Linked DNA regions of Mus musculus: all the other regions are linked to region 1. The links are chromatin loops, found by intact Hi-C in ENCODE. Cell type or tissue: left cerebral cortex. All regions are shown on one strand.

Region 1 (8,000 bases):
TTTCGTGCTCAGCGATGCTACAAATCTCTAGACCCTTTCATTTTCCCATAAACTAAAAGCTGGCAACAGCCCCAATCTGCTTATTTTGTTTCCCTGGTTCTGACCACTCTAGAGACCTCATTTCAGTAAAGCTACACACCGTGTGGTTCTCCTGGAACTGACTTCTTTTTCCCAACCCCCACAGTGTCCACATAGCATGTCAGAGTCTGGACTTCCTTCCTTTTCAGGGTTGAATAGAATGTGGATAGACAAGTAAGTCGCTTACCTCGTCATCTGCTGATGGCCAAGTGAGTTCTACCCATGTCTTGATTATGTCATGCACAGGGGCAGATACAACATGCTACCCAGTGAGTGAAGAGATGATGGGGGGTGGGGGTGGGGGGAGGGTAAGGGTCACCCCCTGGCACCTGCTCAGTGTTAGGACAGAGTGAAGCTCAGAATGACCGGAAATGGAGCCCTCCAGAGCCTGCATACGTGCTTAGAAGTTTGCTGGTGCTAGGCTGGGGTGACATTGACTGTGACTTTAGTGGTCCTCACTCCCGCCCCACCTCTCAAATGTCTCTCCACTCTCAGTTCTCCCATAAACATTCCCATATAGAAGTACTCACTCTGGGATCTGGAGACTAAGGCTCAGTCAGACCCTGGGCTGGGATGCTGACGATACCAGTTCCCATACCTGGCACCCTGTCCACCCTGTAGGCTGTAGTCCAACATTTGGGCCTCCCACACACAGCCCCATTTTCCTGTGGAGCTGTTCCTGTCACTGGCTGCCATTCTGTTGGCACCTAGAGGGCTTGCCTGCCACCCAAACAGCAGATGGCCAGGAAAAGAGAGCTGGTGCACACATCACCCAGAGGAAAAACGCATGCAATGGGCAGACCGTGTGGTCAGAGAGGCGTGCGGCTGACACATGGCTTCTTGTTAGGTGATGCCCTGTGCCAGCTGGGACGATCATTGTGTGGGCAGCGTGGCCTTTGAAGGTTGGTAGCTCATGACCCCTCGGGCCCCGGGCTACAGCGGGGGCTGTGTAGGATTTTTAATTTTCCTTGTCTCTTTGTTTCCCAGCCTCACAGGAGTCCTAAAGATGCCGTCTAGATCCAGCCCTTTCTAGTTCTGGTCATAGCTGTGTGACTTGGTCAGATGCTCAGTTGGCATCTTATATGTGCCAGGCCCCAGGGCAGGCACTGCATACATTTTGCCATTCAGGGCCCAGTGTGACTGTGAGTACCACAAAAAGTGAAGCACCAGTTCTTAATAAGACATTTCTTCCTGAGCATTAAAAACCACGCTGAGGTTCAGGAAAGGCTGGGGGTGGGAATAGCACACCCTTAGGAACTCACTTTCCTCTCTTCCTCCTTGGCTAGTCTCAGGAGATAACCCCACTTCCTGCCCCCACAGAGATGCTTGTGTTCCAGACATCTAGCTTTCAGCTCAGCCAGCAACAAGGAATGAGAAAAAGAAAGGCACTCCCCCACACACACATACTCTTGGAGCTTTCTGGAACTTTCTAGATGCCCTTACTTACATCCAATGGCCAGACTGGCCTTGGGCAGCTCTACCTAGCTACAAGAGAATTTGGGAGATGGCAGTTTCTATTGCAGTTGTTTTCAACCAAAAGTTGAGGTTTTTTTGGGTCTCAGGAAGGATGAAATGGCCATTGAGCCACCTCTATGACACAGACCTGTATTTTATTTAGCCAGTTCTAGTAACGTCTGAACCTTACACAGTATAGCCCAATTATACAGCCTGAAATTCAGTGGTCTATTGTGAAACTGTCTTCTTGTTCCTGAGGTCCCCAGTGTGACCAGAGGCTATGGAGGCCAGTGGTTCACTAAGTGGGCCCAGAAATACCATCACTGGGAGCAAGTTCAAAATGTCTTCTGCCTTAGAACTTCAGATCTGGAGAGCTCCTTTTGTGCTCAGCAGTGGTCTGCAGGGGTTCCGCACCAACTGACACTTGAGTGCCCTGGTTTGTGCAAGGTCAAGCGAATCCATCCTTCTGCAGGTCTCTGACCCCATCACACTGTAGACACCCATTGCTTGTGCCATCTGCCTCAAGTGTCCCATTAAACAGCGCTCAGCCCAACAGACCTCCCCTCTCCTTTTTTTCCTCCTCCACTCCTCTTCCTTCCACTCCCTTATCTCTTTTTCCCTTCTTTTTTCTTTTTGCAGTATTGGGGACCCAGGGCCTCCTGAATACTAAACAAGCATTCTCTGCTGAAACACACCCCAAGGCCCTCACTGGGTGATTCTTGGCAGGTGCTCCTCACTGGGTGCGGTGCTAGGCAGATGCCCTAATGCCAAGGCAACCCAACCCCTCACTACCAGGGGTGGGGGCTTTTAATCAGGTGCTCTACCACTGAGCCATGCCCCCACCTCTTCCTTTTTCTCTAATAGACAAGTTGCAGTAGAATTCTCGTGGCACACGGTCCGCCCACGCAGAGCGTCCATCTTGATGGTTTTCGGTGTTCTCACTGAGCCTTGCCTGTCACCAGTTGCAGGATGTGTTCGGCATCCTCCGTTTCAACTTCATTTTTGGAATAGCCATATCAAGTGACTGTTTGGATTCTAAAATGACTCCACCTGCTCAGCCCCCAACTCTCCCAGGCAAGCACGCTTATTTTTGAATTCAGGTCTGTTTCTTCCCGGAGTGTCTCTGTGCAAATGTGTGAGTCAAACACACAGAGAAATGTTCTTTCCATGTGCACGGATGAACGGAAGGCCTTGCTCACACTCCTGAATTTTTGCATCCTTCCTGAGGGCTTCTACCTGTTTTTCAGGGCCACCTGACCTGACCCTGCAGGTCCTACTCACTGGGGTAGGACCAGGAGGCCCACAGTCTCCTCTTCTAGTTTTCTCAGCCTTTAGTTCCCAGCTATCTGTTGTAGAAATGTGGCGCCACATGTCAATGGCCTCAGGCACTGACCTAGACTCCTTCTGACACTCCTCAGCCAAGAATTCTCATTCGGATGGTGTCTGTTTTCTAATCACAAAAAATGTTCACTGAGTGAATAAATGAATGACTCCTTCACCATCCACTACTTCTGGGACCTTAGGCATTTAACTTTTTTGAGCCTTTAGCTTCTTCCTCTGTAGAATGGGGACATAAATCCTTATTTATCTACTAAGGGTGATATGAGGTTGATATTTGAAACTGGGGGGTGGCCTGGGGGTGTCTTAGAGAGTTCACACTGCTTCTTTTCTTTCCCATCTAGGAGCACAGAGGCCACTTTGTCAAGTCCTAATCTGAATGGCCCTGAGCTGGGCAGCCCTGTTATGGATGGACAGGCTCGGGCAGGTGGCCAGGCCCCACCTCCAAGGATGGGAAGGCAGGGTCTGCAATACCCGAGGCTACCGGAAGAGGTCGCAGCGCATCGGGCTCTGAGGACTCAAGGGCAGTCTTGGCCTAAGGTTGGAAAGGAGAGAGGGCAGAGGAGTCCACTGCTGGGGCGGCAGAAATCAGGCAAAGGTTTACCATGCACAAGCAATCAAAGCGGAGGGGGGCACAAACTGGACTCCATCAAAATATAGAACGTTTGAAAAAGAAACCCACAGAAGAGAGACGGTATTTGCAAATCTAGTATCTGATAAGGGATTCATAGCAGGGTTTTTACAAGGAACTCAGAGAACTCAACACCTGGGCGCCACAAACGGCAGGTGTCTGGGGCAGGGGCGGGGCAGCAGAGTTGAGTGACCGCGTGAGTGGTTACAAAGTTTCTTCTCTGTTTGGCTGAAAACAGTACAACAGAAACTGTAGCCAAGTGGGCTTGTGAGACCTGGGAAATTGTCGCGAAAGTAAAGCAACATTGTAACAGTGAAGCTAACCTGTTAGTGAGACAGCTGAAGACAAATTTCTCCCAGAACAGAGAGGCACCAGAGAATGTCTAGAGGATAATTTATAATAACATTTATTTGGGTTTTTTTTGGGGGGGTAGGCGGGGGGAGCATTGTATGCCACTTGGTGCACAAATAGAAGTCTAAAGACAGTTTGCAGGAGCCAATTAATTCCTTCCATTACGTGGTTCCTGGGGATTAAACTAGGGCCTTTAGGTTTGGCAACAATCACCTATACGGGCTGAGCTACCTGGTCAGCCCTACAAGGAAGATTTCCTGTTTAGAGCAGGGACATTGTTTGACAGTATTCAGGCAGACATCACTGTTGAAATGGCATCCTAGGAAACTGCTCATTCTGCTGACTTTCTGAAATCTTTCATCTTGTAAATAAGTTTCCATGCCTCCCTCTTACAATAAACTGATGGTACGAAAACTAATGAAGCACGTGCCCATGTACACACACACACACACACACACACACACACACACACACACGCCTCCAGAAGCAAATCCACTTGAGGATAGAGGATCTGAATAAAAACCAGCTCCAATGAAGATATGTAAATTGACCCGGCTTGGGGGTGCAGGGTGGAAAGAAGCTGAGTATCACTAGTCACAGAACAAACAACTCAAAACCACAATGCTACCACTTCACAGATGGCAAAACGGGCAGAATAAATACATAAATAAAAAGGACATGCCATTGAGAGTGCAGAGAAATGGAGCCCTTGGCATTGCTGTGATAGCGTGAAATGGTAGAGCCTCATAGTATTTAATACTGCCTGGAAGATCCTCAAAAGGTTAAATGTAGAAATGTCTACTTAAGCTGGACAATGTGGGTGGTGGTGGCGGCACAGGTCTTTAATCCTTTAATCGGGAGGCAGAGGCAGGCAGATCTCTGTGGATCTGAGGCCAGCCTGGGATACAGAGTGAGTTCTAGGACAACCAAGGCTACATATATATTTTAGCTTAGAAAACCCAAAAACCAAATCAAACCAAACAAACAAACAAAAACAAAAAACAAGCTATGAAAATACTTATTGTTGCCAGGCAGTGGTGGTGCACACCTTTAATCCTAGCACTTAGGAGGCAGATGCAGGTGAATCTCTGAGTTCAAGGCCAGCATGGTCTAGTCTACAGAGTCCCAGGACTACATAGGAAACCCTGTCATGACCCACCCCACCCCACCCCCACCTCACCCCTGCCAAATTGCAGCTATATTTATAAAGCAGCAAAAAGAACAAAGAATAGAAACAACTTAGAGTCTTCATCATGTGGTGGATGGATGCACAAAATGTGGTCTATTCAGCCACAAAAAGCACTGGTGTTCTGATGTTTTAGTCGTGAGTATTGTTGGGTGTTGAAGTCATGTGAGCTGGAAGAAACTGAATGGAAAAAAAAAGAAAAAGAGAAATGAAAAAGAAAAGACATGATTGACCCTGGGTTTGGTGGAAGAGACTTTATTGTAGATCAAAGGTAGAACATAGCCAGAGGCAGGGACATCTGGAGCGTCCAGAGAGTAAAGATGACCCTACCCAGGCCGTGTGAGGAGATGGGGGAGGGGAGAGAGGAGAGGAGCTGAGGAAGGGTAGACAAAAGGAGGCCAGGTAACCAAACCCAAAAGGATTATATAGGGAAGGACAGTTGGAGGAAGGGGCAGCCCAGCCCCTGGGCTGGAGGAATTTAGGGTAGGGGGCAGGGTATGCCAGCCACACAGGTAGGGACTGAGAGATGCTGGGAGAACCTAGTGATCAGTGCCCATTTTTATATGCCAATGGGCACCTCAATTAGCCATTTGTCCTGGGTTTAAGACCTAACAGAAACCAGAAACATAAAACTAGGTTGTGTGGTCAACTTACATGAACTGTTCAGTACTGGGAGTCTGGGAGTTCCATTCAGGAAGGAAGTAGGGGGGTTGCTGTCAGAGTCCAGAAGAAGGGCAGGGATAGCTCACCATTACACGGGCTCTGGTCTTAAATCGTGGTGATGGTTGCTCAACCTTGTGAATGTCATAGAACCCAGTGAATTACTTTCTTCGGAAAAAAAAAAACAAAACAGTCTGCCAGGTGTGGTGGCGCTTGTCTGTAATCCTAGGGATTGGGAGGCCGAGCAAGAGGGTTTTGATTTAGAGGGCAGCCTGGCCTACATAGCAAGCCCTTATTGTCAGGTACACGTTGTGATGTCTGAATTACGTCACACTCATAAAAAGACTCGTTTAATGTAAGAGCGTGTTGGCTCACTTCCTGGCCGCACTGGATTTTTGGCAAACCTCAGTATGATGGTCAGCATTTCTACCCAGTTTCCAGAGATTTACCTCTTCCCTTCCAAAGCCTGTTTTCTTTTGCAGTGTGCCTCGAGACTGCAGCCAGAGGCTGACAGGGCAGCTGGGACAGCTTAGTTCCCTGTCTTAGGGCTGTGGTGTGGGACAGTCACATGGGAAGACCATCTGAGCAGCTGTGTGTTAGGGTCTGTGGAGGGGCTTCACACACCTGCTCGAGGCTAGACCCCACCATGCTCACACAACACAGGCAAATTCTTTATGTGTGTGTGTGGGGGGGTAGGTATTCGTGCCATGGCATACTTTGAAGACAACCGTAGGTGGTGGTCCTCCCCTTCTGCATTGTCTGCAGCAGGATCTCTTGGCTGTTTGCTGCCTGTGAATATACACCAGGCTAGCTGGCCCTAGCACTTCAGGGAGTCTCCTGCTTTTGCCTAACATTCCTATGCATGGGTGCTGCTTGTATTACAGATACATACTTCTGCATCCTACTTTTACACGCGCCTGGAGATTCAGGCCTCACACTCTCATGAGAAGTTTGTCTTACTCAGGGTTTCTATTCCTGCACCAAACATTATGACCAAGAAGCAAGTTGGGGAGGAAAGGGTTTATTCAGCTTACACTTTTTCCACATTGTTGTTCATTACCAAAGGAAGTCAGGACTGGAACTCAAGCAGGTCAGGAAGCAGGAGCTGATGCAGAGGCCATGGAGGGGTGCTGCTTACTGGTTTGCTTCCCCTGGCTTGCTCAGCTTGCTTTCTTATAGAACCCAGGACTACCAGCCCAGGGATGGCACCACCTACAGGAGGCCCTCCTCCCCTTGATCACTAATTGAGAAAATGCCTTACAGCTGGGTCTCATGGAGGCATTTCCTCAAGGGAGACTCCTTTCTCTGTGATAACTCTAGCTTGTGTCAAGTTGACACAAACCCAGCCAGTACGAAGTTCTTTAACCCACTGAGCCCTCTCCTCAGCCCAACATGGCCGAGGAGTTCTTAGAAGTTCTTAGGACTTCCAAGTTGCAGAGTGTGCCTTGGAGTATGAACGGATTCCACTGAGGAACAGCCTGGGGTGTGGGCTCGGTGGCAGAGTGCTCCATGCATGAGCACTGCTGGAAAGAACAAAAAACCCCAAAAGAAAAGAAGCCTGTGTTGCAGCCTGCCCTCGGCGGGCCCACCCAAGGTACCAGCTTTCAGCAGCTTTGCCTCTCCGCTGGCATGACCCTCTCCAGGGCACAGGGAGGCCTGTGGAGACTAGTCCTAGACACCATGGCCATGAAAAGAGCATGTCATTATGGTGTGCCCGGGCTGGAGGGCGGGCACTCCCCATCCCACAGATGGTGGTTGGAGATGGGAGAAGATGCTGGCATCTGAGCTTGGGCCCCCACTTATATCATTCATGCATGCTACTCTGGCCCCTCTCCTCCCCCAGACTGCTGGTTCCTTTACTTTCTCGGTCCTGCCTTGCAGATGGGGAGGGTGTCTCCCTGTTGTGGTAGGTGAGACCTCTCCGTTGATAGGAGGTATGAGTGCAGGGTTGGGTGTTGTCTCCCATTTTGCTCTAGAAAGGATGGAGACACAGCTTTAAGATGGCCTTGGCTGCATGATCAGGACATTTCTTATGGTCAGGAGGCCCCTGTGCCTCCTTCAGGGCAGTGTCCTCAGACACAGCTTGAGCCCTTCTATGGGACCAGTGTGTGCCAAGCCTGGGCTTAGTGACTAGCTTGCAGAAGACACACCCAGGTATGCCGCTGAGGAGGAGAGCCTGGTAGAGCAATACACTGGGGCCCTGTGGAAGGAGAGGGATCCTTCTTTTCTTTTGTGGGTCAGGTGATCTTTAATTGAAGTATTTTCTCTTGCTGCTTAAAAGTATAGAACACAGCCGGGCAT
Region 2 (8,000 bases), 110 kb after region 1:
AGCCATTGGCAACAACATGGGGGGGGGGGTGTTATGTCGAATGAGAGAAGCCATTCACAAAAGCACACCTGCATGCAACTGTAGTTTAAGGAGATGGCTGAATAGTCAGGGTGGTGATTGACAGGACAGACAGTGGCTATGCAGGAGGTTGCACTCAGTTATGCAAGCCAGCACCATGCTGTGTATTTGAGAATTTAAAAGGGTTGACTTCCTGTTAACTGTTAACACAATCAGAAGCCAGACCTCTCCCACTCCCCAAGAGAGGAAGAAGAAGAGGGCTTGTGAGCGAGACACAGACTTCCATAGGAGGGACACCATTCCCCACCTTGGAGGTGCCTTATCAGCCAGAGGTCCTCTGTGGCCAGCCGCATCTTTGGGTGTGTACCTTGCTGGACAAGGGCACCCATGTACTGCCACCTGCAGACAGAACATTTCAGACCATAGAAGCAAGCATACTCTTTAGAAGGCATGCCAATGCCATCAATACCACCGGAGGGAGAGCTTGTCAGTCATTGACTTTTGGATGGGGTAGGGATGGAGGCCCTGTGTGGATCTGGGGACAAGAGAGGGTCTTCAGATCCTAATAGCCACTCCAGATTATGGTTTTTATTGTACATGTGTATGAGAGACAATGTGCTGGTACGATGTTTGCACATGTCTACGTAGCGGTCTACATATGTACATACGTGAGAAGGCTGAAGTTGGTATTGGGAGTCTTGGTTGCTCTCCACCTTTTTTTTTTTTTTTTTTTTTTTTTTAAGGCAGCTATCTTATTTTCTGAGAAAGGGCCTCTCATTGATCCTGAAACTTCCCAATTTCTCTAGGCTGGTTGTCCAGTGAGCTGTAAAGATCAACCTGTCTACACACACACACACACACACACACACAGCATTGGGATTTTAGGCGTGTACCACCATGCTTGCCTTCTGAGTGGACATTGGGGATCTAAACTTAGGTTTATGCTTGGAGAGCAGCGTTTTATCCATGGAGCCAACTTCCCAGCCAGCCTTGCACATTATGTTCATGTTTGTGAAAGAACACGGCTTCCATTTTGAAAGTGAGAAATGGGTTTGAGATGTGCCACAACCTGTGCCCTCCCCTTGATTCTCACCATGGTCCCTGTGACTGCCTTTAGGACCTCGAGTGCTGTAGCAGGCAGGACACTGTCGGACTGTGTCTTATATGATGCCCAGGGCGTTCACTCCCTGGATTCTTTGCTGATTCTATGTTCCAAATGCTCCAAACACCAGGCACTGGTGGATTGGAAGGTTCTGGGTTTCGCCTTGCTCTGGGGACATGGAAGAAAATATAGCTCACTGTTTCCCTCGACACCTTCACCTTGTAAATTCATGTTCAAGTTTTGTCTAGCATAGACACTGTAAGCAGATGGGTGGTCATGCAAAGGCCATGCATGACAAGTGCTGGAACCAGATGTCAAGAACAGGATGGTATAGAATACCATAGGGTACTCTGTAGGGGCAGAGGTTCATATGTGAGCATCATCCCACGAGGCTGATGGCACTGGACATGAGGGGACAGAATGGCAGACAGGAACTTGACCCCTTTGGGGGAACCAAGATAAGTTTGCTGGACTCTCAAGCAGGCAGTCATTGGTGTAGACAGGGAAGGGCTGGATGAAGAGAATCGGGGCAAATGATGTCAATCCCTTTTTCTTCTAGACCCAGCGCCCTATCCAGACCAGCTGTCCTTGACGGACAAACCTAGTTTCCCAGCTGCTCAGCAGCTCCTGAGCCAGGCAGGCTCCAGCAACCCTCCTGGTGGAGCATCAGCCCCCTTGGCCCCGTCTTCCCCTCCTGTGACTACTGTAATCCCGGCAGCACCAGCCACCAGCACCGTGCCAGAGTCAGCAGCAGGGACTGCCATGCAGGCAGGAGGTCCAGGGACTCATCAAGGACCAGCCAGTGTCCATGAGACCCTCCAGCCACTGGCCGAGACACGCTCTGCCCAGTGTACTGCCCAGCCCCTTAGTACTGGCCAAGGACCTTGCACCCCAGCTCTGGAAGCCTCTCGCTGCTCCACAGGTCTGGGGGAGCCCATCTCAACCAGGGAGGTCAGCACTCAAGGAGAGCCCCTGCCTGCTTCAGTGCCAGAACCTAGCCCTCCCACTGGGGCCACACAATCTGTACCGGGTCAGCCACCACCCCCACTGCCCATCACAGTAGGGGCTATCAGTCTGGCAGCTCCCCAGCTCCCCAGTCCCCCCCTGGGACCTACTGCTCCCCCACCACCCCCCTCAGCCTTGGAATCTGATGGGGAAGGGCCGCCCCCTAGGGTGGGCTTCGTGGACAACACCATCAAGAGTCTGGATGAGAAACTGCGGACTCTGCTCTACCAGGAGCACGTGCCCACCTCCTCAGCCTCAGCTGGGACCCCCATGGAGGCAAGCGATAGAGACTTCACCCTGGAGCCCCTGCGAGGAGACCTTCCCTCAGCCTTGAGTGACAAGACCCCAAGCCTCACCCAGCAGACCCAGCCCTCAGTGAGTAGCTTGATTCACCCCAGTACCTACTCCCCGACCATAGCTGGAGGTGGGCAGGCATCCCAGCTATGCAGGGCCTGACTGGCTGTCTTGGTGACATGCCCGCGGTGTGTGGCGCCAAGCAAATTCAGCTCAGTTGTTCATATGGAGGAGGCAGGCCAGGCCAGAGACAGTTCCAGTCATAGAGGTAACAGATCAGTGGTTTAGGAGTTAGTTACAGAGATGCTGATAAGCTGAACTCACAATTCTCCTTTTCTTGTTTTTCTTCTTTCAGTTGGAAAAGTCTGAAACGGCCCCTGCAGGATGGGCCCTGGCCCAGAGGGAACAGGGTGCATCTTCTCCAATGACAGGTAACATCTCAAGATCAAAGTGGTGCAGACCCATGTCCACTCCGCCAGTGAGCACCACTGCAGGTGCCACAGGCCTTCTGGGAACCGGAGCCTTCGTACCCTCATGCTTTCAGGGATGAAATAGCCCATCAAGCGACAGAAGGAACTGCTCTCACAATCCAAAGAAAAAGTCCTGTCAGGGGCGTGAAAGCTAAAATATGGGAGTGGTCTGCTAAGGCCCTATGAGAAACGTACCTAGGCCCCAGCTCCCTAATGATTGGGCAGCTAAGGGGAGAAAGAGAGAGACCGAGACCCCACTGCTTTCTTCTCTGTGGCCCCAGTAGCTATGCACCTTGAGGGGAACTCTTACTTTACTGAAGTTCATGGGTTTGGTGGAATGTAGGGTTGTCGGCCTATGTCCACTCTGCCAATGTGCACCACTGCTTGGGGAGGTGGAACTCCAGGGAGTCTGACTGCGCTTACCCCACAACACTCCCTGGGGAGGGGGGGGCTGCTGGGCTGTAGGGAAGCGCTGAGGTGCCGCTCTAGGGTGGGAAAGTGAAGTCTGTGACATGGGGAAGCCAGAGCTGGCTGGGGGGCAGGAGTTCCTGAGCCTTGGACACCCAGGCACCCACTGCTGGGAGTTGCAGAAGAACAGATAATGGAGTGGTGGTGGGGTGGGCTTCGGTCTGGGGAAAAGGGGGCGCCCTGGTTTGTCTCACGGGGTGATTCTCCTTGGCCTAGGCTTGATGACTGACTATTGTGTCTGGGAGCACACAGAGGCCTTCTGTGGGAGATTAGGCTGCAGCTTTGTAGGCAAAGCCTTCTTCATGGCTCCCCAGGGCAGATCTTGATGAAAAGAGACAGTCCAAGGTTCTAAACAGTTAGCTGTCATGGCGGAAAATGAATGCATAAAACTATACCCCCTTTTCTCAGGGTGGGCCTGAAATTAAATACCTTTTGCAGGAAGGAATGTCTAGGAAGGGAAGCTTATTGGCTAAGCCCTCCAGGCCTCTAGGTACCTCGTTGGCCTGGAGAACTCTGTTTTGGGCCTATGTGACCACACTTTTATGTGAGAAGCAAGGAGTCTGTGTTCGAAGTCAGGAGTCTGGCAGGGAGCTGGGAGTCACCTAAGCCTTGGGTGTGTGCTCATTGAGTCTCCTGGTCTCGACCTGCTCTACCTTACCAAACTTCCTGGGATGGTCTTATGTCCCACAGTAGGATGTGTAGCGGTCAAAGGATCACATGCATCAGTTGGCTCCCTCCTTTGATCATGAGACTCTTGAGGGTTAAACTTGGATCATCAGACTTAGTGGCAAGTACCTTAGCCCACTGAGCTATCTCACCAGCCCTTTTTATCTTCTGAGATAGCTGTGTAGCCCAGGCTAACCTTGCCCTTGCATTGATCCCTGCCTCAGCCTTCCTAGTTGCTGAGATCACATGGTTCCTGATCCATTCTCAAACATTTGAGACTTCACCCTAGGAGTCTGATCTACTTTCTAAGGTGCCAGAGTTCCTCACCAGATTTCGTGGGGATCGGCGGGAGAAGAGTTATGACCTAGCTGGACCTGAAAAGGGTGACTTCCATGTTGTCCATAACAGGTCTGAATTGCCTTCCCAGTGAGAGGCTCAGTCCAGCTCCACCTGGTGGACCCAAGGGGCAGCTGTGTTGGTTTCTGGGCTAGTGCCCCAAGAGGTTGGAGGCAGCTCTTCAGGTGACCCTAGCCCAGTGCCAGCCTTGAGCTGAGGTCTCCATCCCAGATCTTTTATAAAAAGGATAATGAAACCTCTGCGTCCTATAAGAGGTGCTATCTGCAATCACAAATCTATACTTAGAGTTGAGAAGTCGTGGTAGGCAATAGAGGGATTGTTCCAAAAGGCTGACTGATGATGATGATTCAGGTCTAAATGGGTGAATGTTTTTGTTTTTGTTTTTTAAAGACAGGGTTCCTCTGTGTGGCCCTGGCTGTCCTAGAGCTCACTTTGTAAACCAGGCTGGCCTTCAACTTCTAGATCCCCCTTGCCTCTGCCTCCCAAGTGCTGGGATTAAAGGCGTGCGCCACCACACCTGGCCCCTAACATATGAACTTTATAACGGACACAGGAATAGACAGAATGCAGTTGGTACTGAGGGCCTGTTACTGGAGGAATGCAAAGATGAGGAAGGGGATCAAGTGTTGCCTACAAGTGGGGAACATGTAACAGGGATGGGATTTGGGTCTCCACTGGAATGTGAGGTTCCTATATAGAGTATACAAGGCACACTCGTGTGAGTCCATGTGTCAGTCTGTGGTTTGTCTTGATGTGTGGCAGGCACTCCCTGTCCCCCACTAAGTAGGGTTGGAATCTGCTCTACAATATCCGCTTAGGTCCTCCTAAAGCCAGAAGCATCGGGGGGAAAAAGGTTTTGGCCACTAGAGTACAGAGTGTCCAAAAAAAGGGTAGTCTACCTGACTTGTCTTCCCTTCCCCAGGCTTGTGACTGTCTCCCAGGATGTGATGTCCCCAAGATGCCACAGATAGGGTACCACAGTGCATTCTCAGTCTTCAAAGCCCCAGAATGTCACCCCTCCCTGCCCAGTGGCCATACTCCCACTGTGTGGGCCTCTGGGCTGTGAGCCATCCCTCACTATTCTCTCTCCAACTTCAGTAATGCAGTTGTGTTCCTACAGCAGAGTCATCTTCCAGCAATACACTGGGCTGTGACAGTGACGCAGGGCAGGTGGCCTCGGACTCCTCCACAGCACCCAGTGTCCCCCAGGTAAAGGAGGCTCTTGATACACACTTATCCAGAAGGGAGCAGGGGATGCTAACCTCAGCTGGTTCTCACAGACTCTTCATTTCTATTCCTCCTTCAGGATGCCTCTGGTTCTTCCGTCCCTACACACATGGATCCCAAAGATCAGAACAGTAGTGTTCCCAGAGAAGCCTTGGCAGCACCCATGCAAAGTGGCCCAGGGTCCTTCACAGTGGGCAGCCCAGCCCAGCTGCGTGGCGCCCGGGACTCCGGGTCTCCTCATAAGCGGCCAGGGCAGCAGGACAACAGTTCTCCAGCCAAAACTGTAGGGCGCTTTTCCGTGGTCAGCACACAGGACGAGTGGACTCTGGCGTCACCTCACAGCCTGCGGTACTCTGCCCCACCCGATGTCTACCTGGATGAGATCCCCTCTAGCCCTGAGGTGAAGCTGGCAGTGCGGCGGGTACAGACAGCCTCCTCCATCGAGGTTGGCGTTGAGGAACCTGCCTCTAGTGACTCTGGGGATGAACGCCCAAGAAGGAGGTCCCAGGTGCAGAAGCAGTCCTCCCTGCCGGGTACTGGTGGTGTGGCAAGTGACTTTGTGAAGAAGGCCACTGCCTTCCTGCACAGGTCTTCAAGGGCTGGCTCGCTGGGACCTGAGACACCCAGTAGGGCAGGTGTGAAGGTCCCTACCATCAGCATCACCTCCTTCCACTCCCAGTCATCCTACATCAGCAGTGACAATGACTCAGAGTTTGAGGATGCAGACATAAAGAAGGAACTGCGCAGTCTGCGAGAAAAGTACGTTTGGGAGGGCATGGCTCACCTAGCCGGAGTGGGGCTCACCCAATCAGCATAGGGAGGGGATGGTAGCCTACATGGCTGGGGAGGGCTCATCCAGCCAGCCTGGACCTAGTCGGGACTATTGGATGGAGTTTAAATCAAGCCGTGAGGTGTCTACTGGTGGGCTCTAGTCAGGGCGATGGGACAGTGGAGAAGGCCAGTTAAGTTCTACCCTCCAAGCTGAGGACCCATCTAGGATGTCTTTGCACTGGGCCAACCATGCTCTGTCATCTGCATGACTATTGTCACACAGCTCTCAAGTACATGCTGGGATCAGGAGACCTGCACCTTCTTCAGGCTGTCTATCCTCACCTCCTTCCTTCCCTATTGATTGCCCCCTGTCTCTTCCTGTCTCAGAGTCTGTCTCTCTCAGCTGGCCTCTCACCCAGAAAGTACTCACTCTGTGTCTCTATGATCAGGGATTACTAATGCCCTGAGCTGCCCTTCAGGGTGGGAGAGTAGAATTTGACAGGCGAGCTTCTGGCGTGTGGCCCATGAGACCCCCACCAGTGGCTGAAGCGCAGGGATTTGCTTTAACTGTCTAAATGAGCTAAGCAGCTACAGGTGCCCTGAGAGAGGAGGAGACACTGAGACTGCAAAGCTTCTGCAAGATTGTGGGGGAGGGGGGATGATGAAGACTACCAGTCTTGGGGCTCTTAGCAAAGTAGTCCCAAGTGACCATAGTGGAACTTCCATTGAGGTGAGAAAATGGAGGAGGGCACCACTTGAGACCTCCAAACTGACCTGTGCTCTGAATCCTAAAGAAGGAGTCTTGTCTGCTCACCCCAACAGACCCACAGGCAGACAGCCATCCTCTGGAGATATACTGCTGTCTCTCCCTAAGTTTGCAAGGAGAAAATCACTTTCACTTGGTGTTTACTGATTGCTTTGTGTATGAATGAATGAATGTACATGTGTGTGTGCACTAGTATGTGTCAGTGTGTATGTAGGCATCCACACCTTTGTGTATGCAAATGAAGAGTTTCCAGAGGTCAAGATCAGGCATCTCATCACTTCCCCTCTTAGGTTTAAAACAGAGTATCTCACTGAAGCTGGGGTTCACAAATTTGTCTACACTTTCTGGCCAGGATGCCATAGGTGTATTCCTGTCTCTTCCTCCCCAGTGCTGGAGCTACAGGTGTGCTGTGGTTACAGGTGTGCTGGGATTACAGGTGTGTCAGGATTACAGGTGTGCCAGGGTTACAAGTGTACCAGTGTTACAGGTATGCCAGAGTTACAGATGTGCCAGTGTTCAGGTATGCTAGGATTATAGATGTGCCAGGATTACAGGTGTGTCAGGGTTACAGGTATGCCAGAATTACAGGTGTGCCAGGGTTATAGGTGTGCCAGGATTACAGGTATTCCAGAGTTACAAGTGTGCCAGAGTTACAGGGGTGCCAGGATTACAGATGTGCCAGGATTACAGGTGTGTCAGGGTTACAGGTATGCCAGAATTACAGGTGTGCCAGGGTTATAGGTGTGCCAGGATTACAGGTGTTCCAGAATAACAAGTGTGCCAGAGTTACAGGGGTGCCAGGATTACAGATGTTCCAGGATTACAGGTGTGTAGGGATTACAGGTGTGCCAGAGTT
Region 3 (8,000 bases), 370 kb after region 1:
GGTCGGTCCATCGGTGCCAAGACAAGACAGGCCTGTGCGTGAGGGGACCAGAGTGGCCTCCATTGAGACGGGGCTGGCAGCTGCTGCAGCCAAGCTGTCCCAGCAGGTGAGGAGAAGGAAGGGTTCGTGCAAGAGGAAGTCTCCACTATGTGAGCTTAGGCTGACCTCTAGACACCTCAGCCATCTCTGTGTCTCCTGCTAGGCAGGAGAGTGGCTCCAAGTTCCTAAGCAGGTGTAGGGGAGCCCATGACCCTTACCCCAGATAGGCACCTCTCCCTCACATGGTACCCAGGATGCCCTCGTTAAATGCCTCTGGGGACTGCTCCCATTCCCAAAAGTTCAGGCACTTTTAAGTGATTCCCATAGGCAGAAAGAAGCTCTGACTTGTCTTCACCTCATCAGCTCCTCCCCTCCCCTCCCCTCCCCTCCCCTCCCCTCCCCTCCCCTCCCCTCTCCTCCCCTCCCCTCCCCTCCCCTCCCCTCCCTGCTTCCTACCTGGTAGAGGTCTGAGCCCCCTTAAAGCCTGCATCTGGGTTGGGACAGAGCTGTCTGTGCCAGACTCTGATGTACCTGGGGCAGCTGATGGGCCGCACCCCTCCATACTTTGTTCTTAGGAGGAGCAGAAAAACAGGAAGAAGAAGAACACCAAAAGGAAGCCGGCTCCTAACACTGCCTCCCCCTCCATCTCCACCTCTGCCTCCGCCTCCACGGGTACCACCTCGGCCTCCACCACCCCAGCATCCACCACCCCGGCCTCCACCACCCCAGCATCCACCACCCCGGCCTCCACCAGCACAGCCAGCAGCCAGGCCTCACAGGAGGGCAGCTCACCTGAGCCCCCACCTGAATCACACAGCAGTAGCCTGGCTGACCACGAATATACAGCAGCCGGCACATTCTCGGGGTCCCAGGCTGGCCGTGCCTCCCAGCCCATGGCCCCTGGAGTCTTTCTCACACAGAGGCGGCCTTCTGCATCATCCCCCAACAACACTGCTGCCAAAGGTACCGCTTTTGCCCCGTTTGCCCCTGCCCTTAGAGAGCACACTGCAAAGAGGATTCTGGTCTCAGGTCATCAGGGGCTGGACGTCTGAGACAGTTATGTCCGTGCATCTGCATGGCCCCTGCCCTTCCTATGAGTGCTTGCTGCTGGTCTGCTTAGTCATGTGAAAGACATAGGCTGAATAGGGCTCACTGATTACAGGACCGATTCTCAGCTCAGGGCTCTGGCTCAGGCATTTGCCACAAGTGAAGCAGGGTGTGATCTGAGCCAGGCTGGTGGATTAAGCCCTTCTGTGGGTTAGAATGTCACACAGTCAGGCCCTGGGGAACCCCTGTGGCCTCCCTTATCCCGCCGACCTATACTCCAGCCTGGTCAAGTTTCAGCGGCGTGGCTACCCACAGGTGGTACTTGAGATGGCCTTGTTGCTGGGGTGGGGCTTCACTTCTTAGCCATGCCATCCTGAACCAAGTCCACCATGGTCCCTACACCTCTGAGCACGTTGGGTCCATGGGGGATTTCTAAACCCGGGCTCAGCCTAGCTGGCTGATTTTACAGAGGTGGGCGGGGCTTAGGAGTCATGTGGGATCCTCTCCTCCTGTCGCTGTCACTCTTGGTCTTTTTAAAAAAGAATTTCTCCCCACCTCTGTAGGAAAACGTACAAAAAAGGGCATGGCCACCGCCAAGCAAAGGCTTGGAAAGATCTTGAAGATCCATCGGAACGGGAAACTGCTCCTCTAAGGCTTGGGAAGCCAGGATCCTTCTGCTCTGCTCAGGACCCCCGGAGCCCCGCTACATCCACCCCTCCCAGGACGGTGGCTGTGCTGCCTGGCCCAGGGAGGGCCTCGCCTCCTCCCAGCCACCTCTCCCCAATGCGAGCATCTGTCCCTTGAGCAGGTGGAGCGAGCGAGCGAGCGGAGCATGGCCGTCCCTTGTTGTGAACACGGACATCCTTTCTCGAGTTGCTCAGAGTGACCTGAAAGTGGCCCCGCCGACTTAAGGATCATTCTGGTTTCAGAACAGCCTCCAGGCTCCCCACTGGAGCGGCTCTGCTTAGGAGCATGAGGCCTTCAAGGAAGGTGCAGTGAGCCACGCTCACCAGCCCGAGTCCGAGCTGGCCCCAGGCTGGCAGCCTCCAAAGGCGTAAAACAAGGCAAAGGACACAGAAAGGAGCTGTGGGGTATTGAATGTCCCCACCCACCTCTTCCTGAGCGAGGCTTACATCACTTGACCAGTGAGGAAGAGGTTACCCCAGCTCCCTGGCTGGCAGGTAGCAGGCTAGGTAATGGGTGTCACACACATCCCAAATGCCTAGGGACATTTGGGCTTGTCAGGACCCACAGTTAGGTTGGTGTGTTAGTGGGTTGGAGGAGCCACTGTGGGGGTCACAGGGGAAGGGTGACAGCTCAGCCACGTCTTCGGGTCCGGGGGACCCAGGCTAAGCCACGTGGAGGGGCCCCACTCTGAAACAGCACTTCTAGGCCAAGGCACCCTGCCCTGAGTGGGCAGACAGGTGAGCAGGGCCACAGGGCTGGAGCCAGCACGGCAGCGCTTGTCTGAGCCCCTGGGTGGCGTCATGAGTGTGGGCCATCTCAGGTGGTGGTGTCCACCCATCGACACGGAGGGGCTGGGTTTGTTTCTCAGGCAATCCTGTATTTTCATTTTAGATGTATTTCCGGAAGCATATTTTTCATAGAATGTAGCGTGTAAATAGCTTTTTAAATGACTTCTTTTTTACAAGAGCAAAAGTATCTCTAGGAATTTCTTTCTATAGAGTCCTTCATTAACCTTTATACGAGTTTTTGCTCCCCCACCCCCTTCTCTGATGGATGGTCGGGTTCTGGCCCCCCACCCCCTTTTCTTTCCTTTCCTTTTGTTACTCCTTCTTATTTTCCTCTTAGGAACTAAGGTATTGCCTGAAAAACAACGGCGCCTGCGCGGCCTTACACTCCGCCTCTCAGAGCGGACAGTACAGAGGCCCCTCCCACTCGCCCCGAAAGCCGCGTCTCCAGTCTCACACCAGCTCTTCGGTCCTCTTCCTTGTATGGCGAGGGTCAGGGATGCAGTTACTTTGCTAGCACCTTGTGAAGTATTTGTGTTTCGTGATGCTGTAATTTATTAATGTTTGTAGCTTTTTATATTTGTACATTTCTTATGAGGTTTGTTTCTACACCCGTTACCCGGATGTGTTGTCCACGAGGAGATGCAGCTTGGCGGAGGCCTTATCCACTCCCACTTGACCTGTTTGGAGGGACGCCATCCCCAGGGCCCGGGGCTGGGAGAGGGGCATCGTGCAGGCCCCAGGCTTACTCAGAACTGGTGTTTTTAAAAGTTTTCCTTGACCCTGTCCTTGTGAACATTTCTATAATCTTAACCCGGGCATCAAGCTGTTCTCTCTCTCTCTCTCTCTCTCTTTCTCTTTTTAATTTTATTATTATTTTGGCGACATGTACATTTCTAACAAAGTTTATCGTGGCTATTAAAGTGTTCTATTTCCCAGTTCATATTACTCTTGTATCGAGTCCATGAGGTCTAAGGCAACTTAGACCAAAGTTTTAAAAAAGTAAAAATATTTCAGGTTTTGTACAGAGCCATGTGTCTGTCGTGCTTGCCGCCCCTTCCATCCTCCTGTCACCCGTGGGGCACGTGACAGTGGGGCCAGCTGACTCCAGCAGGCTCTGGCCAGGTGCATCCTTGGGTAGGGGGCATTTCTTAGCCCCCATTGATGTCTGTAGCAAGCCGACAGAAGCCGCCCTGCCTGAGACAACTCACTAGAGTGACAGGCGTCCACTATGGAGATGGTGGGACAATGCCGTAGGCAAGGCTGAAGATGTATCAGCCCTGTCTGGGGAAGAAGCTGATGACACCCTATGGACAACTACAAGAAGTGTCCCTGCCCACTGGCCACAACCTGCTGAGCAGGTCCCTCTGCTCTCCCAGCCCCATAAGCACCCTGGTGTCACTCGCCCTGGAGGTGGGCGTGACCTTCCTGTTTCTAGATAAAGAGCTGGAGATGTGTGTGGCTGAGGTCATGCAGATACAAGGAGCCAGCAACGAGCCCTCTCTGCCAACCCCCTAAGCAAGCCTTGAAGCAAACCCCTAGGGATGGATATGAACTGGTTGGTGTGATTCCATGTGCCTATTGACATGTAACATCACATGGCCTTGGGTTGAGCCCCGTTAAGCCTTATGTTTTCTGGGGCCTGCTGGATACTCAGAAGAGACACTCCAACACATGCTGTGTGGCTGAGTCCCTTGTGAGGGTAGGGGGACCAGCTACACCTCTTCCATGAGGGCGGGTCCCAGTGTTGCCACTAGGTGGCGCCTTGGGCCCATGCTGAGCCGCAGGCTTCAGGCACCTGGGTGTGTATACCCCCTTCATGCCCTCAACCCTAATGAGCCACAAGATGATCTGATGTCCGTCCCCCCCCCACACACACACACACACACGAGATCGCTCTGGCTGTCCCCACCCCAGCCCTGAAGCATAAGCATCAACACCTAGCCCTGGTTACCTCCATGCCATGGCATCCCAGGTCTGACATCTGGGGTCTCTCACTACCAGCTGGTTGGCAGGTTTGGAGCCCAGGTTTCCTACCGCAGAGATGGTCATTCCATCCCTTTTTCAAGGTGGTTGTGAGAGCTGTCAAGGAGCTGAGGATCCTGGGCCTGGGGAGAGCTTCCCAAGGACACTCAATATTTCTCAAGGGCTAGCTCTGATCCGTGGTACCTTCCGGTTAACTTGTGCCACGTGGAGAGGTTTTGCTGTGTGCCAGGCAGCCTGCATGTATGTGGACAAAGAGCTCAGAGCAGCACTGACTGGCCATAGTTGCTTCTTTCTGCACCCGCACTAGCTTTTGTGAGCCTTCAGGAAGAGCCCCACCCGGTGCAGCCCAGTCGGAGTTGATGCTTTCCCAGTCAGCCAGACCTCCCTAAGGCTGCTCAGACAGACTTGTAGGTCAAAACAAAAAGAAGGGCCACTGTTACCTTTGAGCAGGCCCCTGGGAGCCGGCATGGCGGGTTTCAGAGTCGGCCCAAGTCAGCAGAGGGATCGTTGGTGAACCAAAGGGAAGGGGGCTCTTCCACCCTGTTCCTGGCACGTTCCCATCTTCTCTATGCATGACAGGGAACTCAGTAGGATGGTGACTCGGTCTCTTTGTGTGTCCCCCTGGTCCCAAAGCCAGTGAGAACCTACAGTTGGCAGAAAAGGATCTAATTGGGAGTCCATGGGGGGGCAGTGCTCAGAATGGACACCAGGAGGTAGGAACAGGCCAGTGACCAGAGGTTACCTCTCCCGTAGGGCAGGAAGGAGACAAAATTATAATATAGCACGTGCTGGGGAGGAGACGAGAAAAATCACATTGATTCAGTCAGTAACTGCCTTTAAGCATATGTGACAATATCCTCTCTTACACATATGACGTTACTTACACACATGATGCATCACCTTCTAGAAAAGGTCTTACAAGAGTGTAACGCTGATGGGGAAACCGAGGCACAGTCCCAGCTACTAGTGAAACCTAATCCCTGCCATGACTTGGAACCTGATCTTTTGAGAGATACTCTCCTGCAGATGGCAGCCAGGATGGCAGCTCTCACGTTTTTCCTGAGGCCTGGGCCCCTGTAAGGGTCTCAGCCGTCACCACTCCCTCCCCTCTGGGTCCCTTTCTGTCCCCAGACTAACCTGGGTCTGCATCTACCCTAGACTGCTCTGCCCTAAACAAGGGTTCCACCTTGCAGATGGTGACAACTCAGGCAGGGCAGGACTGGGCTGCCTGGTCACTAAAGGCTGGGCTCTCCTCTACATTGAGTCAGGAAACCGGACGCTGTTGCAGTAGAAGAGTTGAGAGGTCCACTGTTGAGTGCTGCTATAGCTCTCTGGGAAGGTGCTGCAGGAGCTTGAAGTCATAGGGCATCAGGACTGAAGTCCACAGCTTTCCTAAGTGGCCCTGTAGCCAGTGTGGTCACATTTACCAGCTGTGTTCCAGGCAGGGCCTCTACATTTCCTTGTGATTTATTTTACTTCAGCTGGGTACATGTTAGCCTGTCTGGGCAAGAAGGCTTTCAGAGCAGCTAACTTGAGTACACAGAGCACTAAGACCCTGAAGGGAGACTCCTGGGCAGAGGGGACAGACTGTGCAAAGGCCTTGGGGCAGGATCAAGTTTGTTGAGAACCTAGGAGGCAGGGATGATGGGAAGAGATTGGGGGCTGCCCTCATCTTCTCTCCTAGCTGTGTAGGCTCAGCTCTGTCATCTGCAGAATGGAGAGACCGGCCCTGACTTACCCTAGAGGTACTTTAGGCTAACTCCTCCGGGCCAGGCCCCTGTAGGAAGTCATCTTTTCTCCTACACACCTGCCAGTGAACCTGGTTTCTTGTATAACCTTAGGCAGGGCCATTATTTTTCTGCTCTGGCCTTCCCTTGCATCACTTTCTTGATGACAGGGCATCTCCACTTGGAGGAGGAAGAAAGCAGTGTTCTCTCCCCTGCATTCAGGCCTGCCCAAGAGATCTGCTTGCTGTTCCAGGCAACCTTGGAGCCCTGTGGCTGGAGCCTCCTGACTAAGGCTTCATTAAACACAAAGGGTCCCCGTGGCCGTTTTATAATCTAGACTTTGTTACCTTTTGCAACTTTGTTACCTTTTTTAAGCCAAGACTAGCGTGGCCACAGGTTCTATGGAGAGGTAGGAGGTGCTGTGCAATGCTGCCCACTGTAGAAGAGGGAAGGCAGCCTCAGGAGAGCCGACCAGGCTGTCTGCAGCCTGACAGATGGTGTTCTTGCTCTTGAGCCGCCTACTGTTCAGTCCAAGTCCAGCTGGCCTCCTCCTCCTCCTCCTCCTCCTCCTCCTCCTCCTCCTCCTCCTCCTCCTCCAAACACCCCCAGGGATGCCACCTCGGCAGAAAAATGATGCAGTTCCATTAACATCTGACACGGATTTGCTGGCCCCAAACAGACGAGTGCGGTGTAAACACCGGGCGCTGGGCCCTCGCCTGGCCTCTGCATGATCCCAGTAATTAATTGTCCGCTGTTGGCCGGGCCACACAAGGCCCCATGATGCAGTCTGAGTAGTTTCCAAATCAGGGCCCTGCCTCTGTGCATGGTGTTTACCAAACAGCAGATGTCCTGGGGTGGCAGGAGGGAGCAGAAAGGGGGGTGCATCCCATTTCTGGTACCAATGTCAAGGTAGGATTCTTTGCCTTCCCCAACCCAGTGGCCATGGGCCTTAGTTTCCCCTCTGTAAAATGGGGCAGTAGTTCCATTCTCCCAACATGGCTGAGCTTGAGCAAGTGCAGTGGGGTCCTAGTGTTAGCCACCCTCACTCCAACCACTTTCTGGGGCTAACCTTGAATAGGAGAGAACACACTGGGTGTCACACTGGAGGCAGGAGGCACTTCCACTCACATTGGTTGCTTTAAAAAGCACACAGGCCTTCTAGATATGGTTCCAGGACTGTGGGTTTTTTTGTTTTTGTTTTTTTTTTTTTTTTTTTTTTTGTTTTTTGTTTTTTTTTTGGGGGGGGGGGCGCAACAGAGGCACATTTCTTTCTGTGCATTTTTCAATAACCATAGACCAATACTGTCTCTTTTATGTGTCACAGGGAACACTTTGAGATAGAGTCCCCTATAACCCAGGGTGTCCTCAAACTCCCTATGTCTCTGAGGATGACCGATCCTCCTGTATCCATCTCACGAATGCTGGGTTTACAGGCATGCACCTCCACACTGGTTTTCTGTGGTACTGGGGTTTGAACCCGGGGTGCTGCACATGATAGGCCAGCCCCCTCCCAACTGAGCCACATGCACATCCGGGAACTCTCATGCAAACAGTCGGAGTCCCCTGGCAGTGGGATGGGCTCCAGGGTGCAGCTGGTCCCGCCTGAGAGAGGTCAGTGTCTCCTTCCTCCTTTGGCAGTTGAGACCAGCACGCTTTTTCCCCCCTAGGGCCCTTCAGGATCTGCAAGCTCTGACCACTCAGGAGGAGCTCCCATGGGCTGTGACCTGGG

Evidence for each region. Hi-C counts contacts between places; a loop is a spot of excess contacts. Peaks named below come from ENCODE experiments on the same cell type or tissue, not always from the same donor. Only the 100,000 strongest peaks of a DNase experiment are listed, where the experiment ranks them.
Region 2: a loop joins it to region 1, with 2.5 times the contacts of the local background. A loop is called at or near these places in 19 of 42 quality-filtered maps.
Region 3: a loop joins it to region 1, with 3 times the contacts of the local background. A loop is called at or near these places in 6 of 42 quality-filtered maps.

Annotation. Positions count from the first base shown.
Region 1 is chr13:49,165,334-49,173,333 of GRCm38, reverse strand. Gm40943 (a long non-coding RNA gene) reads left to right here. Exons shown (of 2, transcript XR_873377.1): 2 at 3,216-3,526. Among named protein-coding and RNA genes, the nearest start is that of Gm40942, 5.7 kb to the right of the region's middle. In left cerebral cortex, a CTCF peak has its summit at 3,349; DNase peaks (open chromatin) are centred at 772, 1,423, 2,558 and 3,342; H3K27ac peaks cover 2,064 bases.
Region 2 is chr13:49,055,201-49,063,200 of GRCm38, reverse strand. Wnk2 (WNK lysine deficient protein kinase 2) reads left to right here. Exons shown (of 30, transcript NM_001290313.1): 20 at 1,680-2,500; 21 at 2,775-2,850; 22 at 5,501-5,589; 23 at 5,687-6,366. Among named protein-coding and RNA genes, the nearest start is that of Wnk2, 89 kb to the left of the region's middle. In left cerebral cortex, a CTCF peak has its summit at 4,506 (motif pointing left); a DNase peak (open chromatin) is centred at 4,494.
Region 3 is chr13:48,797,337-48,805,336 of GRCm38, reverse strand. Phf2 (PHD finger protein 2) reads left to right here. Exons shown (of 22, transcript NM_011078.3): 20 at 1-106; 21 at 615-1,002; 22 at 1,650-3,587. The coding sequence ends at 1,738. Among named protein-coding and RNA genes, the nearest start is that of Phf2, 70 kb to the left of the region's middle. In left cerebral cortex, a CTCF peak has its summit at 4,307 (motif pointing right); DNase peaks (open chromatin) are centred at 4,310, 6,704 and 6,975.